Regions from separate parts of the Homo sapiens genome. Here region 2 is linked to region 1. A link is an interaction called in ENCODE POLR2A ChIA-PET data of the cell type or tissue named here. Cell type or tissue: K562. All regions are shown on one strand. Links, peaks and the distances in the headings refer to the core of each region. The heading gives the core; the rest is flanking DNA.

What was found. Peaks named below come from ENCODE experiments on the same cell type or tissue, not always from the same donor. Only the 100,000 strongest peaks of a DNase experiment are listed, where the experiment ranks them.
Region 2: POLR2A ChIA-PET joins it to region 1 with 5 read pairs; 2 of 35 experiments call an interaction of 5 or more read pairs at or near these places.

What each region holds. Positions count from the first base shown.
Region 1 is chr17:28,772,049-28,777,411 of GRCh38, reverse strand. The region is part of intron 1 of FAM222B (family with sequence similarity 222 member B); the gene reads left to right. It overlaps LOC124903965 (a long non-coding RNA gene), which reads right to left. Exons shown (of 3, transcript XR_007065689.1): 2 at 5,033-5,145. Among named protein-coding and RNA genes, the nearest start is that of TRAF4, 31 kb to the right of the region's middle. In K562, for the core only: no CTCF peak of the experiment used is centred there; no DNase peak of the experiment used is centred there.
Region 2 is chr17:28,505,170-28,510,532 of GRCh38, reverse strand. It overlaps FOXN1 (forkhead box N1), which reads right to left and starts at 4,185. Exons shown (of 9, transcript NM_001369369.1): 1 at 4,090-4,185. RefSeq lists an enhancer at 1,982-2,934. In K562, for the core only: no CTCF peak of the experiment used is centred there; a DNase peak (open chromatin) is centred at 2,521; H3K27me3 peaks cover 4,327 bases.

The sequences.
Region 1 (5,363 bases), core at 162-5,161:
ATCCCGGACAGAGTATCCTTGCCAAAGAGAGCAGTGGTATAAATAGTACCTTTGGGGGAATCAGGGTGGGGACAGGAAACAGGATGGGAAGAGGACCTGTTGTGACAGGTTCTAAGGGTATAGTTTAGAAGCAGGTTTCCAAATGCCTTGAGCCACATGTGTTCAGCAGCATGAAGATGGTTTGTGGCAGATATATTTCTAGATTTTCAGGAGAGTAAGTCTAGAGTAAATACCCATCTCTCTTCCTTGCTGTTTCCTCTAGCCTAGAGTTGTGAGGTCACAATTGCAAGTGACTTTACGGTCCCCTATTGAGTTAAAGATGGAGAAGAAAAAGGCCTTTGAGCAATGGCTAAACATTATTCAGGTCAGTCATATAGTGAAATGTACTAGTTGGGAGATTCTTAGTTATTTGGGCTAACAAAATTACCTGTTGAATGGATTGTTTCATTGTAACAGACCATAAAGATGACTGATTTTGCAGAGTCTGATTTGATAAACTTGTAATTTTTGAAGTCTTTGGTACTGCTTATTTTTCCCAGAGCAGCATTTTGGTGTCTCCCTTAGGTTTAAGCTACATTTCTTGGAACCCAGGAGTAACGGAATAGGGAGCAGTGTAGGATAAAACTTTCCCCTTGATTATCAAAAGGAGTCTTTTGGCTGGCACCGAGGCTCATACCTGTAATCTCAGCACTTTGGGAGGCCACTTGAGGCCAGAAGATTGCTTCAGCAGGAGTTCAGCAGCAGCCTGGGCAACAAAGTGAGACCCCATCTCTTCAAAAAAATTTTTAAAAATTAACCAGGTGGTGGCATGCCCCTGGTCCCAGCTACACACGAGGCTGAAGCAGGAGGATTGCTTGAGCCCGGGAGGTTGAGACTACAGTGAGCCGTGTTTGTGCCACTGTACTCCAGCCTGAGTGACAGAGTGAGACCCTGTCTCAAAAAAAAAAAAAAAAAAAAAAGTCTTTTTAGGTAAGCCTTTGGCTCATGGATGAGAAGAATCAGATATTGGCAATGACTTTTTTTTTTTTTTTTTTTTGAGACGGAGTCTCGCTCTGTTGCCCAGGCTGGAGTGCAGTGGCGTGATCTCGCCTCATTGCAACTCTGCTTCCTGGGTTCACACCATTCTCCTGCCTCAGCCTCCCGAGTAGCTGGGACTATAGGCGCCTGCCACCATGCCCAGCTAATTTTTGTTATTGGATTTTTAGTAGGGACAGGGTTTCACCATGTTAGCCAGGATGGTCTTGATCTCCTGATCTCATGATACGCCCGCCTCAGCCTCCTGGGATTACAGGTGTGAGCCACTGCACCTGGCTTTTTTTTTTCTTTTTTTTTTTTTGAGACAAAGTCTCACTTTGTTGCCCAGGCTGGGGTGCAGTGGCATGATCTTGGCATACTGCAACCTCTGCCTCCTGGGTTCAAACGACTCTCGTGCCTCAGCCTCCCAAGTAGCTGGGATTACAGGTGCACACCACCATGCCCGGCTCTTTTTGTTTTTTTTGTTTTTTTGTTTTTGTTTTTGTTTTTTTTTTTGGAGATGGAGTCTTGCTCTGTCACCCAGGCTGGAGTGTAGTGGCGCCATCTCGGCTCACTGCAACCTCCATCTCCTGGGTTCAAGTGATTCTCCTGCTTCAGCCTCCTGAGTAGCTGGGACTATAGTCTCGAGCCACCATGCCCGGCTAATTTTTGTATTTTTAGTAGAGACGGAGCTTCACCATGTTGGCCAGGCTGGTCACGAACTCCTGACCTCAAGTGATCCACGCACCTCAGCCTCCCGAAGTGCTGGGGATTCCAGGTGTGAGCCACCACGCATGACCTCCAATTTTACTTTTTAATTCAAGTGTGTAAACTTCATTTTTGAGCCACAGCATGAATCAGAAGCTGGGCTGGCCACCCTGGGTTTTTGGGGGCTAGGGGAGCTGTTGTTTTTTGTCTGTGTTTTTTTTTTTTTTTGAAGGCAGTGAAAGGAAGGCAGAAGAGAACTAATGAAGTACTGAAAGACACTAGATTGTGAGTGGCGAGGCTATGCTGGGAAGTGAGCTCTCTAGAGATCACTTTATCCCCCATTCCCCACGGAAAAATGCCTTTGCCAGTACTTTATCTTCTCCTCCTTTTCCCATCAAAAAACATGAGGCTGGGCGGTGTGGCCCATGTCTGTAATCCCAGCACCTTGGGAGGCCGAGGTGGGGAGTTGGAGACCAGCCTGGCCAACATGGTGAAACCCTGTTTGTACTAAAAATACAAAAATTAGTCGGGCATGGTGGTGCACACCTGTAATCCCAGCTACTCAGGAGGCTGAGGCAGGAGAATTGCTTGAACCCAGGAGGCAGAGGTTGTAGTGACCTGAGATCGCGCCACTGCACTCCAGCCGGGGCAACAGAGCAAGACTGTCTCAAAAAAAAAAAAAAAAATACAGCTGAGATTTTTTTTGTTTGTTTTATTTATTTATTTATTTATTTAATTTATTTATTTTGAGACGGAGTCTCGCCCTGTGACCCTGGCTGGAGTGCAGTGGTGCCATCTCAGCTCACTGCACCCTCCACCTCCCGAGTTCAAGCGATTCTCTTGCCTCAGCCTCCTGAGTAGCTGGGATTACAGGTGTGTGCCACCATGCCCAGCTAATTTTTGTATTTTTAGTAGAGACGGGGTTTCACCATGGTTGACCAGGCTGGTCATGAATTCCTGAAGCTGAGGTTTTCTCACTGGCACAAATCTACCCTGAAGGCACAGGTGGTCCTTTTTCAGATGCCACCCAGGAAAGCAGAGAGTGTGACATCAGAACTCTAATAAAACCTCTTCTGGTCGGGGGCAGGGAGCAGAGATGAAAGCACTTTTGAATTTTCCAGTAGGGAAAAAGGTTTGTTCCTTAATTAGAGGTAGTCTGGGAAATGCTAGCACTTGTGCAGGTGCCCCAGGAGAGTTGGAAAAGCTTAGTTCTGTGGTCACTGTGATACCATAGTCCCCCTGCCTTGGGTAGCTAACGTAGCATACCAGCTGGCGTTAGGAAAACTAGCTAAAGCTCACAGAGAGGCTCTGCCAAAGTGATCGATCTTTCTCTGTAATGTCTGTAACTCATTTGGCCTGCTCCAGGTTACTACTTGATTCTCTTCAGCAGTTAAGAGTTGCATTCTGAAACACTTTCAGAGAGTAGTGCTAGTGTTGATTTCTGGATCTAATTCTGGAAATACCAGCTGTAAAATTATATTGGAATTTACATTTAAGAAAAAGTCAGACCCCAGTCAATTCTGTCCAGGAAAAAAAAAAAAAAGAAAACAAAAGAAAAATAGAAAAAGCCAGATGGTAATCAAAAGGTGTGGGTAGTTTGAAGCTTTTAAATAAAATGCCTCCACTCAGCCGCCAGGCCTCTGGAGGATTCCTTTATTCTGACATCTCTGCTTTCTAGAATATGTTGTGGGGAGAGGTTGTTTCATTCTTGTTTCATCACAACCCTCATGACCTTGCCACAGTCTGAGCTCATTCCGTACCTTTTCTACCCTAGCAGGATCTGATTCTTGACGTCAGTGAAACTGGTCAAGGGGCTTGTGGACTTTCTTAGTACTGGAGGAAGTCTTCTGGAAAGGATGACAAATGGATCCCAGAATTCTTTTTTTTTTTTTGAGACAGAGGCTCGCTGTGTCGCCCAGGCTGGAGTGGAGTGGCATGATCTCGGCTCACTGCAACCTCCGCCTTCTGGACCCAGGTGATTCTCCTGCCTCAGCCTCTCGAGTAGCTGGGATTACAAGCACATGCCACCATGCCCGGCTAATTTTGTATTTTTCGTAGAGATGGGGTTTTGCCATGTTGGCCAGGCTGGTCTCAAACTCCTGACCTAATGTGATCCTCCCACCTTGGCCTCCCAAAGTGCTTGGATTACAGGCGTGAGCCAATGTGCCTGATTGGATCCCAGAATTCTTTTTTTTTTTTTTTTTTTTTTTGAGACAGAGTTTCACTCTTATTGCCCAGGTTGGAGTGCAATGATGTGATCTAAGCTCATTGCAACCTCCACCTCCCAGGTTCAAGCAATTCTGTCTCAGCCTATCGAGTAGCTGGGATTACAGGCACCCACCACCACGCCCGGCTAATTTTTTGTATTTTTTTTTAGTAGAGATGGGGTTTCACCACGTTGGCCAGTCTGGTCCTGAACTCCTGACCTCAGGTAATCCACCCGTCTTGGCCTCCCAAAGTGCTGGGGATTACAGGCATGAGCCACCGCACCTGCCCTGGATCCCAGAATTCTTAAAGCAAGGATCACAAATTATGGACTGTAATCTTAGCAGTTCGTTTCATGCCAGTGAGAGCTCTAGAGTATTCTAGACTTGTGGAAGTTTCTTCTTGGGACTGTAATCACGGAGGACCTCAAGCTCTGTTTCTTACTGGTTCACTCCTTCCTGCCCAAACCAAAAGTTGACTTTCTGGAGTCTGCTGAATTCACCTCTTATCTTTACTTCTTTGTTTGCTATCAATAAATTCATTAATGCCTCTTTGCCATAGTTTAGCTGTTTTTTCTTTTGTTTTGTTTTGAGACAGAGTCTCGCTCTGTCGCCGAGGCTGGAGTGCAGTGGCGCGATCTCGGCTCACTGCAGCCTCCGCCTCCCCAGTTCAAGCGATTCTTCTGCCTCAGCCTCCTGAGTAGGTGGGACTACAGGTGCCCACCGCCATGCCCAGCTAATTTTTCTATTTTTAGTAGAGATGGGGTTTCACCATATTGGCCAGGCTGGTCTCGAACTCCTGACCTTGTGATCTGCCCACCTTGGCCTCCCAAAGTGCTGGGATTATAGACATGAGCCACCGCGTGTGGCCCTAGCTGGTTTAATTCTCTCTGTTCTTTTTTTTTTTTTTTTGTATTTTTTTTTTAGTAGAGATGGGGTTTCACTGTGTTAGCCAGGATGGTCTCGATCTCTTGACCTCGTGATCCGCCCGCCTCGGCCTCCCAAAGTGCTGGGATTACAGGCATGAGCCACCGCGACCGGCCTCTCTCTGTTCTTTCTATTGAAATCCAAAGATGTGGTTTGAGGGGCAGTATGTTACAGGTCACCTCTTAGGATCCACATCTCCTACTCATCTCTTGGTTGCAGGTATCAGGATTTAATAGATGTGAGATTGCAGTAATCATTCAAACGTTGGCTCTTTCTGGATTCATAAAGTTCCCTGAAGAAGGAGAAAAAAAGACAAAGATTGGTTCTTTCCAAAAAATACTGGGAAAAAAATGATATCTGCAAGACCACTGAGTGAAGGTGTTTTTGTATCCCCATCGTCAGAGTATTAGCTATACAGATGTGAACGTTTCTTAAGGTTGAGGTTTTTGGTTTATCAGTGATTTTTTCCCCCTTATTTTAAAATTATTATTATTACTATTTTGAGACATA
Region 2 (5,363 bases), core at 309-5,308, 270 kb after region 1:
CTTCCGAGACTGATGGGCTGGTGCAGTCCGGGACATGGCTATGGAATTTACAAGTGTAAGTGGGACCTCCAACTGTCTCCAGGCAATCTGGTTCCAGGGATGCACCCCATTCTCATTCTGTGTGTGTGCGTGCGCGTGTGTCTGTGTGTGTCTCTGTGTGTGTCTCTCTGTATGTATATATGTATGCGTGTGTGCATGTATGTATCTCTGTGCATGTGTCTGGGTGTGTGTCTCTGTGTGTGTGTGTCTCTGTGTGTATGTGTGTCTCTGTGCTGTAGTTTGTCAGAGGCAGTGGGGGGAGCCCTGAAGGCCCCGGAGGGTGTATGAGGGCAGGATTTGGAGCTGACTGACAGTGCATCCTCCTGTGAGCATGGGGTGGAGGGCGAGGGTCAGACCTTGCAGTGGGCTTTCTGTTGCATTCTGGAAGGGGATGGGAGGATCTGGAGGGTTGCCTACCCCTGGAAGCTTCTAGAGTAGCTGTGAGAGCACAGGTTCCCTTTTCTCCATGACTCACAGCTGGCTCTCCAGTCAAGTTCCCCAAGAGATCACGATTCAGCGAATTCTCTCCCTGGCCCCATTAATCTGAGCTGACTAAGCAAGGGCCACAGGCAGGGTAGAGACCCGGGGATGCGCACTCCTAATCAACCCTAAAAATCCCTGCTCCTGCTTCCATGCCCCCTCTTCCTTGGCCCGCCATGCCTGATAGGATCAGTTACGCTCCCAGCCCCCTGAGAAAGCCTGCCCCGGCCCCGCTTTGGGGCTCTATGAGGGTGTCTCTCCATCCCCGCTTCACTGCCACATGCCCGCAGTGTGGAGGTCTGTCTGGGCGCCAGCCCTCCACTTGTCTTGTTGCATCTGAACTCATTTTTACTGTTTGGTGAGCATCCAGCCTTTACGGCCCAGATAGGATGAGGAAGCTAAGGGCTGCTCCAGGGATGATCTTGTCCTGCTCGTTTTGTCTATTGGCATGGCTCTGGGCTTTTCCTCAATGCTCAGACAACCTGGGGGACACCCCAGAACCTGGCGGGGATGCTGGTGAGGGGTGTTAGACTCCAAGGGAACCTGTGACATAGGAGGAGATCCATCCTGAGGAATGGAGCAGGAGGTGGAGATGGGGATAGGAGTGTGGTTGGAGGTGGGAGTGAGGAGATGAGGTAAGGAGGAAGGAGCAGGATGGGGTGGTGGTGATGGAGGCAAGTTTGGGGACGGGGATGAGTAGGAAGGGGGCTGGGCGGGATTGAAGGTGGGAATGGAGATAGGTTATGATGGGGAAAGAGACAGAGACGGGTGGAAGGGTCAGGGATGAGGTTGGAGTTGGGCACAGAGAGGGAGGGAGGGGCAGGGGATGGAGATGAATAAGCTGGAAAGACCCAATGTATTCTGGAACCATGTGGTTCGTGCTTCTGGGAGGCCCTCTCCCAGAGGTCATCTTGTCTTTCCCCAGCTCCTGGAGGTCCTCTCATCCTTCCCCAGCTCCTGGGCATGTTGCCAGCCCAACCCCACCCACCCCAGATCAATGGTTGCCTCTCCACTCAGGAAACCACCTCCTGTGGTCACATAGTCCAGTCAAACTCAACCTAAAATGCTGAGAACTTTCTCTGAACTCTGTCAGTCACTCCTGCTGCAGAAGCCAATCCTGGTTTCCTGAACTCCCCTCTGCCAGCCACAGCAGGGATGGCAGGCTGTGATTTGGAAGGACAGAGGGGAGGGCATACCTGCAGGACCTCGGTCCCCTCCATCCTTTTGTTATGGGCAGATGGGGAGGCAGGCAGAAGTGGACCGCAACTTCGTCAGAATGTGGAGTCAGAGAGAATAAGAGGCGCAGCGAGAGTGGGGCCTTTCTGTCCCTGCCAGCGCCCAAGCAACCAGGGCATTTCATTGTGACTTAGAACAGTCTCTGCCTATGTGCCTGGGCCCTGTGCAGGCAATGGGGGTTCTGCTGGTCCATGAAGACCAGGTGTCAACTCAAGCCAGAAAGGGAGAGGTTAGACATCAGGAAGGACTTCCTAGCTAGAGAAGGTGAAGAGTCCAAGGAAAGAGGCGATATGTTGCTTTCTTAGAGGCCAGATGGGACTGTCTGGGGGATGGGGGGAAAGGAAGGCTTTCCCTGAGGCAACGGATGGCACATGACAGAAGGTGCATGTCACCAGTGGGCTTTCCCCCTTGTCTTTAACTTTCCTAAGCCTTCTCGCGATGAAGCCTTCTCACGGTGAAGACGGCTGTTGGTTGGAGGCAATGTGGCGTCAGTGCGTGGATGAGACAAAGCTGGGGAGCAGGGAGGGGTCCTAAGCCCCCTAATTTTTCTCTAGTTTCCCAGGACCCACTGGTCCAGAAGATTCTGGGGCTCCCTGAGCCCCTGGGAAATAAAGTCCTCTGAGAACTCCCTGGCATTCCCGGGAGAACAGGTTTCTGGCTCTGGGAGTGAGTGAGGCGCCGGGCCTGGGGGTGCAGCGTGCCTCGGCAGGCCCTGGAGCCGGGAGCTGAGCTCGCACAGGCAGCGCGGGCGGGGCGGGGCTGGGCGGGGAGCCGGGAGGACATGCGCCTCTCCCTGTGGCTCCTTCGCCTTTGAGGATCCCCAACCTGGGGCAGCCCTCACCCCGTCTGCCCCTCTCCAGGACTCAGCCTGGCTCTGTCCCTGCCTGGCTCACCCTGGACCCCTCACAGAGCCACAAGAGAAAGGGACCAGGATAGGAGGCCCTGCCCCTTCCCCCATCCACTCGGGGTGCCCTTGTACTGCCTGTGTCTTGTGGTCAGGGAATGAGCAAGATGGTAAAAGGTTCTGAGCCAAGCCCGGTGGGGACAGGACTGCAGTGCAACGCCGCCCTCGGATCCGAGGAACTAGTGTTCCTCAGTGCGGGAGGAAGAAGGCTACCGGGCAAGCAGAGCTGGACCCTGCAGCAGTAAAGACTTCAGAGAGGCTCCAGGAAGGACTTCATGATTGTGAGGAAACTGACCAGATTTTCTCCTTCAGGGATTAGGAAAACTAGGAGGGGCAGCCCTGCCCGATGTGGGCAATGACTGGCATAGGGGCAGGGGATGGATAGGATGACTTCCCAAGATGAGCCCCTCCGCCCGGGTCCCTTCCCACTGACCAGTTGTGCATTGCCACAAAGCACATCCAGACATATCCCCCATGCCTGTAGGTGCCGAGAGAAGAGGCAAACACGCCCACTTGCTAGAGTCTACTCTTCATCCAACGGGCTTCTTTGGATATTTAGGGAGGGCCTGGGGGACTCCACGGGGAATGCCAGAACCTTATCTGAGCGGGTAGTGGGTGGGGAGGAGTCGGGGGAGCTGGCAGGGGCTTCCTGCTGCTTCGGCCACTTCCCTAAGGGCCTTCACTTCCCACGCCCCCAACTCTAGGCCCCAAAGGCCTCAGGGCTCCCTGCCTGGCCCAGCTCTGCTCACCAGGACTCTGCCTTAGGGGTCTTGCGGGAGAGAAATGGAGCTGGGGATAGGAGGCGACTCTGCCCTAAGCCCAGCATCAACTCATGGCCACAGCACCTGTTTGCCACCTGTCTGCTTCGCCACAAGGTGCACCATCTCCTTTCTGCAACCCAGGCCTCTGCATGGGCCCAGGCATCTAGACCCCAGCCCAGGCTGCGTGGAGATGTTGAGCAATTCCTTGATCTGCACACACCCTTGGTGCTCCCCAGCTCCCAGAGCTGGGCTCTCCCTTCTTCACCTGGAAAACCACTACATGGAGAACTTGGCCCCCTGCCTTTCAGCTCTAGTTTTCCAGATCTAACACTTTTGAGTCCTCATTTCCTCCCAGCACAGGGTGGGTGAGCGCATCTCCAACACACAGAGACACACACAAAATCCAGCACACACCAGAATGAGACCCACACCACAGCAAGAGGGATTAAAGTTGGACAACCTAGAAAAGGAACTGGAGGGGGAGGTGGGGGAAGGGGTGCCCCTTGGCCTCCAGGCACTCACCCGAATTCTGAGTCTCCCTTGAGCTGCAGTGAGAACCTGGGTGCTCCCCGTCACTCCTGAGCCCCGTTAAAAAGGCGAACGCCCTCCCCGTGCCCCAGCCCGGCCCTGCTGGCCTCCACGGCTGACTTGGGCCGGGGCTCCTCTTACCTGCTCAGTGAAGCAGGTCGGCGTGGGGGCCCGGGTCTGGGGGGCCAGGAGCTCTGTCCGTCTGTCAGTCCGTCAGCTCGGCCGTCCTGTGTCTGTGCTGACATCAGGTGAGGGGAGGCAGCTGCCAGGTGAGCCAATAATTATGATATCAGCTTCCCCTTGCCCGGAGGGGCTGCGCCAAAACGGGGAGAAGAGAAAGGTGACTAAGAAGCTAGTTTGCTCCTTGGCTCTTGTTTGACAGGTACCGGCTCCCGTGCCCGCCCCAGCCGCACCCTGGCCCCCCAACCCCTCCCTCCTCCTGAGCTAGCCCAGGCCCCCTCCCCTGTCCCTGCCAGTGCGCACAGCCTGTGGCTTGTAGAGGAGGGGGTTGTCCCGTGGCCCCCGCCTGCACTCCAGAAGGGAGATGTCGCCCCCCCACCCACAGGTGGGGCACAGGCCTGTTGGAGCATGCACGTGTGTCAGGAGAGCCTGGCCGCCACATGTATGCTCATGGAGCCCACTCATGAGGTTCTGGGGAACAGCGCTGGGTGGCAGCCCAGGGTTCTCTGAGGCACGGCATGGACAGGTTGGGCCCTTCAAGGGCCAAGCATTAGCACAGATTTGCTGGGAACTGTCTGTCCATGGGGCCGGCCATCTGTCTGTCTCTCCACAGCTCCCGCAGCACCTCGAGGGTGTCTCCTTGTGGGTGGGGGCGTGTGCACCCACTGGAGCATGTGCTGGTGACTCCCATCTCCCTCTCCCTCAGGGGCAGATACATGCGAGTCTGTCTGCATCTCTCCCTGGGTCTGTACATCTGTCTCCTGGGTGGGCGTGTGTCTGCATGTCTTCCCCTGTGTCTGTGTCTCTGTGTCCCCGGACCCAGGCCCGTGTGTCGTCCGTGTGTTGACATGCTCATGTCTGTGCACACGTCTCTGCTGTGGGTCAGCAACCTAGTCCTGTGTGAGCATGTGGGTGTCTGTGGGGGTGGAGATGGGGGCTCCCTGGTTCTGTGTCTTCATCCCAGGCTACTCTTCATTATTTGGAGGATAGAAACAGAAACCTGAGTGGCTGTTGCCCTGGTCTCTGGCCCCTTAGAGTTCATGTTGAGGGTGAAGCCCTAGGAATTGGCTTCCCTGGTCCCAGCTGGACTCAGGCCTGGAGCCTGTCCCTGCTCCCTGACAGCTTTCTCTGCTGTTCCCCCAGACCCTGTCCTCACCTCCTTCTCTCTGCTTCCTTTTCATCTTCTTTGCCCTCCATCCCCTTGTCTCCTGTCCCTGGTCATTCTTTCCCTCCTC